Regions from separate parts of the Homo sapiens genome. Here region 1 is linked to region 2. Evidence: read pairs that join two places in POLR2A ChIA-PET (ENCODE). Cell type or tissue: MCF 10A. All regions are shown on one strand. Each heading gives the region's core, and the rest is flanking DNA. Links, peaks and the distances in the headings are about the cores only. Region 1 has its middle 120 kb from the start of FBXO28. Region 2 holds the start of LOC105373281 (a long non-coding RNA gene).

Region 1 (2,903 bases), core at 215-2,714, 290 kb before region 2:
GTAGTCCTAGCTACCGGGGAGGCTGACAGGGAAGGATTCCTTGAGCCCGAAGGTCAAGGCTGCAGTGAGCCTTGTTTGCACCAACTCACTCCAACCTGGGCAAGACCCCATCTCAAAAAAGAAAAAAAACCCACAAAAACAAAAAACAAAACAGAACAGAACAGCATCACTTCCTTATCATTAGTTTGAAGGAAGTGAATTGCCTGTAAAAGTTTCCATTTTCAAAAAAAGTATTAAAATATAGTGTAAAGCCAGGCACGATGGCTCATTCCTGTAATCTCAGCACTTTGGGAGGCTGAAATGGATTGCCCCTGGAGGTCGAGGCTGCAGCTGAGCGATTCTCCCGCCTAAGCCCGGCAAGTAGCGGAGACTACAAGTGCGTGCCACCATGCCCAGCTAATTTTTTGTATTTTTGTAGAGACAGGCTTCCACCATGTTGCCCAAACTAGTCTGGAATTCCTGAGCTCAAGTGATCCACCCGCTTCCGCCTCCGCCTCCCAAAATGCTGGGATTACGGGCGTGAGCCACCGGGCCTGGCCCAATTACTTTCTTCAGTCTGAGCATGAGCGCTGGAAGAAAAGCTCTCACTTGCATATAATTTTTTAGAGACAGAGTCTCCCTCTGTTACACAGGCTGGAGTGCAATGGCGCAATCTCAGCTCACTGTAACATCAACCTCCAGTGCTCGATCGCTTATATAATCTCAGCTCACTGTAATCTCAACCTCCCGGGCTCGATCGCATATATATACACACATATATTTGTTTGTTTAGACGGAGTCTTGGTCTGTTGCCCAGGCTGGAGTGCAGTGGCGCGATCTCCGCTCACTGCAACCTCCGCATCCCGGGTTCAAACAATTCTCTGCCTCAGCCTCCCGGGTAGCTGGGATTACAGGCACCAGCCACCACGCCCGACTAATTTTTGTGTTTTTAGTAGAGACGGGGTTTCAGTGAAACCATGCTGGCCAGGCTGGTTTTGAACTCCTGTCCTCGTGATCCACCTGCCTCGACCTCCCAAAGTGCTGGGATTACAGGCGTGGGCCACCTCGCCCAGCCGACTGCTTATATTTTTAAAAAGATGTTTTCTTCATTTCCTAGCCCCTTCTACCCCGCTACAAAGTTTCAAAGACTTAATGCTATTACAAAGGGCCGTCAGAGGTCAAGCTCAGGGGTGCAGCTCCCTCATGCCAGGCAGCCTCAGAGGGGGCCGACCCTACCCAGGATGAGCGGCGCCAGGTAGCCGGGGACGCTCCCGGGGATCCCCGGGCCCTGGCTGGGGGAGGCGTTGTGGGGCGCACGTACCCAGGCTCAGATGAGGCGAGTGGGCGGCCGGGGCTGCAGCTGGCGCTGGCCATTGAGGAGCTTCTGCGCGACAGTGCGATCGGTTGCACCTTCTGCGACAGGTGCCGGCCGGTTGGCGCGCAGCGCCTGCTAGCGCAGAGTCTGGCCCTTGCTGCGCCCGGCCCCGAAGACCGGGAAGTCGTAAAGCTCCTCCTCGCAGCTTATGTGCGGCGGCGGCCGGGCAGAAGCCTAGCGACACAGAACTGCCAGCTCAGCAGCCGGTTACATCCCGCCCGGCCACCCGTAGGCAGCGTCCGCTCATGCGCGCTCCTGGAAGAACCAGCAGCCCCACCGCGAGTTCCGATTGGCTCTGCGTGAGTGGTAGTTCCCTGCGACGTCACAAGAGCGCGCCTTCCGTGACGTCACAAGGGCGGGTCTTCGCCGACACCATAGAGGTGGGCCTTTGGCGACGTCAGAGGCGCGGGTGTTCGGCTGCGTCACTGGGGCGCTATGGTGCCTGGAGCTGGGCAGTTTTCTCGTCAGAGTGGGGACTGGTAAGAGCGACCTCCCCGCCAGGTCCTGTGTGTTGCCGGCTGAAGAAGGGTAGCTGAAAAATTCAGACCCAGCACAGTGTTTATGTTGGTCAAAAATAGAAAACTATGTCTGGCGCGGCCGAGGCGGGAGGACCCTTCAGGCCAAGAGCAGCGTAGCAACATGGCGCAACCCCATCTCTGTAGTCCTACCTCAGCCCCCCAGCTACTTGAACCCAAAGGTTCAAGGCTCCAGTGAGCTATGATCCCACCACAGCATTCCAGCCTGCGAGATTGAGGTAAACCCTGTCTAAAAAAATTAAAAAAACTATCCAGGTGTGCAACAGGGAGGGACTGCTAAATAAAACATGAGGCTGGCTGGGCCCTACTGTAATCCCAGCACTTTGGGAGGCCGAGGCGGGAGGATGGATGGCTTGGGCTCAGGAGTCGAGACCAGCCTGGGCAACATGACGAAACCCCGTCTCTACAAAAGATACAAAAATTAGCCGGGCGCGGTGGGCACCTGGCCTAATTTTTGTATTTTTTTCTAGAGATGGGGTCGGGGGGGGGGCCTCGCTATGTTGCCCGGGCCAGTTTCAAACTCCTGAGTTGAAGCGATCTTCTCACCTTGGCCATCAGAGTTGTCGGGATTACAGGCGTGAGGGACAGCGCCCCACCTGGGTTAGGCTACTTAATAACATAAGAAAGTGCTCCGCCAGGCTCAGTGGCTGACACCTGTAATCCCAACACTTTGGGAGGCCAAGGCGGGTGTATCACCTGAGGTCAGGAGTTGGAGACCAGCCTGGCCATGGTGAAACCCAGTCTCTACAAAAAATACAAAAATCAGCCGGCCATGGTGGCGCATGCCTGTAGTCCCAGCTACTTGGGAGGCTGATAAAGGAGAATTACTTGAACCCGGGAGGCGGAGGTTGCATTGGGCCAAGATCGCACCACTGCACCCCAGCCTGGGCGACACAGCGAGACTCCAAAGTTTGACACCAGCCTGGCAATGTAGTGACACCCTGTCTCTACAAAACAAACAAACAAAAACCCAGGCATAATGTGTCCACCTGTGGCTCTAGCTAGTTAGGAGG
Region 2 (2,903 bases), core at 99-2,598:
CCTCATGTTGGCCAGGCTGGTCTTGAACTCCTGACCTCAGGTGATCCACCTGCTTTGGCCTCCCAAAGTGCTAGGATTACAGGTGTGAGCCACTGCGCCTGGCCTGCAATAGTCTTTCTTTCTATTGAAGTGTCCCTTTATAAAAGTCTGGATTTTTTTTTTTTTTTAAACAGAGTTTCACTCTTGTTGCCCGGGCTGGAGTGCAATGGCGCGATCTTGGCTCATTGCAACCTCCGCCTCCCGGTTCAAGTGATTCTCCTGCCTCAGTCTCCCATGGTTTTGTTTTTATTTGACATCCTCCATCTCTGGTTTGCAAGTCTGGGCATGCTGCCTGATGGGCAGGTACCACCGTCCACCACCAGGCTTTGCTTTCTTTACTCTTGAATAAGGCGGGGACACAGGTTCCATTGTGTAATGGTTGGCACTCTGGACTCTGAGTCCAGAGATGGGGATACAGGCATTCATTTCTAGCTCATGGGTTTCTGGTGCAAGGGTTTCATGAAGCCATCACAATTGAAAACAGAGGAAAGCGACAGCCCTGTCCTGGAAGCTGTTCATTTGTTCCACTGTCTGATTTCCATTGGCCCCACCCCGACTTCTTCTGGGCTCGAGGCTCTTGGGAGAAAGCTTGTCCTTCTGCCCAGTGGGGCAGAGCGCAGGCTTCTCCTCCCACTGATCTCCTCAAGGACAGCTCATCTCTGGAGGAAGTGACTCCTCCCAGGCAGGTGGAGGTCATTTCCCTCCTAAGTCATTTTAGCAACAAATGGGCAGATCAGACCTATCATTCCAGTCAACTCAGAAGCTTTGCACAGCCTGGGAGCAGAAGAGCCTCCTGGCTCACCTGAAGTTCCTCTTCCCCAGCTAGGCAACACCCTCTTTGGTGCAGCCCTGGCCACTCCCCTTGCCAGCCTTCTAGGGATCGCTGCGCACATAGAGCTCTGCTTACAAAGGGCTTTAGGCTGTCCTATGCCACCCAAATTTAATTGCAAACACATACAATGACTACTTTCCCCAACCATTTGGACAAAGTCTAGTTTTTAAACCTGAGTTAATGTTGCTTTTTCTACTTCCCAAAGCCTCTCACACTATGCTATCTCACTGACCCAGCAAAGTCTTCTCTTTCTCTGACCACACAATCCTTTTCACGGGAACACAAGGACATAGACAAACACTTCATGGTGGAAAACCTTCCTGGAGTGAGTCAGCCAGCCCTGAGGATGGTGGTGAGTCAGAAACAGCTGGGATTATCCAGAACTGCCTGGGTCTGGGCCACTGACCTTGTGAGTAAATGAGAGAGGGAGTGAGAGAGAGAGATAGAAAGAGAGAGAGAGAGAAGAAGAGAGAGAGAGAGAGAAAATAAGAGAATAAGAATGTGTGTGTCTCAGAGGGCCATGGCAATGGAATCTTTTTCAGTAGTATTTTTCTTTAGATTATTTTCTCCCTGGCCCTGGATGTTTGAGATGCATCAGAGGCACAATCTGCAGGTTCTGGATTTTTTTTTTTTTTTTTTTGAGGTGGAGTCTCACTCTGTCACCCAGGCTGGAGTGCAGTGGCGTGATCTCGGCTCACTGCAACCTCCGCCTCCCGGGTTCAAGCAATTCTCCTGCCTCAGCCTCTTGAGTAGCTGGGATTACAGGGGCTCACTGCCATGCCCAGCTAATTTTTGTATTTTTAATAGAGACGGGGTTTCGCCATGTTGTCCAGGCTGGTCTTGAACTCCTGACCTCAGGTGATCCACCCATCTCGGCCTCCCAAAGCGCTGAGATTACAGATGTGAGCCACCGTGCCTAGCCAGGTTCTGGAGATACTAACCAAAGCTTCCTTTTTAATTTTGCACCTCCACGTGTCAGTCTCAGTTTTTATTTGACATATTTGTGCACTTTACACATATTTGTGCACTTAATCTTCACAGCCAGTCAAGGGAGATCTTATCTCCTCATTTAATGGATGAGTAAACAGAGGCCCAGCAGAGCAGCTGACATGTTGTGTTGTAGAGCCAGCCTGGCTGCCAACACCTAGACCATGGTCCCTTGGGGTCTGTCCATACCCAGTGTAGGAGGGCAGAGGGAACGGCAGGCCCAGGCAGAGGAAAAGAACCTGTTTTCTTCCCCTCCCTCTTTCAGGTCCGTGATTTGAATCCAAAGGAGATCACAGAGAATATGAATTCCACAGGGCTGCAAAAAACGGTTTCATTTGAAAAGAGATTTCTTTCTCTTCTGAAGCAGCTGCAGGGTTTATTCTTTCCTCATAGCTGTAGCATGAGTATTGGACAGGCCTGTTAGATGCCACTCAGGAGGGAGGGGGCTTCTGGAGGGATTCCAAGAGCTGAAGAGGCATGGAAAGGCTTCTCCCTGGTGTTGCAAAAGATGGGACGTGCTGACAGTAGAAGGAGAGAGGGAAACTCCGGAAAGAAATCCAGCAGCCCAGACAGTTTTCTAAGCCCCTTCTCTTTCCCCAGTCTGTTGGAGCTTAGGGTATTACATCCCACCCTTGCCAGGAGGCAAGAGCCGAAGCTGCTGCCCCTCACCCACCAGTGCTATCTCCCAGAGAGGTTTTCATAGCTGGGGTCCCCTAGTAGTAATTTTACTAATAATACATGTAGTCTTATAAGTGTGGGGTCTGGCAATTTTCAAAATACTAACTATCCATTCTCCCATCTCTTAAAATGGGGAAATAATACCTACTTTGCATAGTTCACACGGTTGTTATAAGCATCAAATCACAGTGTATGTGAAATTATTTGGGGAACTATAAAACCTTAGATGCTATCATTGTTATCATCAGCAGCAATGGCCCCTTTCTTCTACAGGCACATGAGTACTTGACATGTGGCAGCAAATCCTGTTTTCACGCTTCCTGTTGTAGGGAACAAATATAGAGCAGCATGCTTTTCTCCACTCCAT

Evidence for each region. Peaks named below come from ENCODE experiments on the same cell type or tissue, not always from the same donor. Only the 100,000 strongest peaks of a DNase experiment are listed, where the experiment ranks them.
Region 1: POLR2A ChIA-PET joins it to region 2 with 24 read pairs; 4 of 35 experiments call an interaction of 5 or more read pairs at or near these places.

What each region holds. Positions count from the first base shown.
Region 1 is chr1:223,991,445-223,994,347 of GRCh38, reverse strand. It overlaps the pseudogene GTF2IP20 and the pseudogene SEPTIN7P13. Among named protein-coding and RNA genes, the nearest start is that of FBXO28, 120 kb to the left of the region's middle. RefSeq lists enhancers at 698-1,319, 1,807-1,856, 1,320-1,943 and silencers at 1,147-1,326, 1,547-1,686. In MCF 10A, for the core only: a CTCF peak has its summit at 1,842; DNase peaks (open chromatin) are centred at 507 and 1,677.
Region 2 is chr1:223,705,688-223,708,590 of GRCh38, reverse strand. LOC105373281 (a long non-coding RNA gene) reads left to right here and starts at 941. Exons shown (of 3, transcript XR_949164.2): 1 at 941-1,223. It also overlaps a transcript of CAPN2 not described here. RefSeq lists enhancers at 233-732, 733-1,932. In MCF 10A, for the core only: a CTCF peak has its summit at 333; DNase peaks (open chromatin) are centred at 390, 760, 1,220 and 2,320.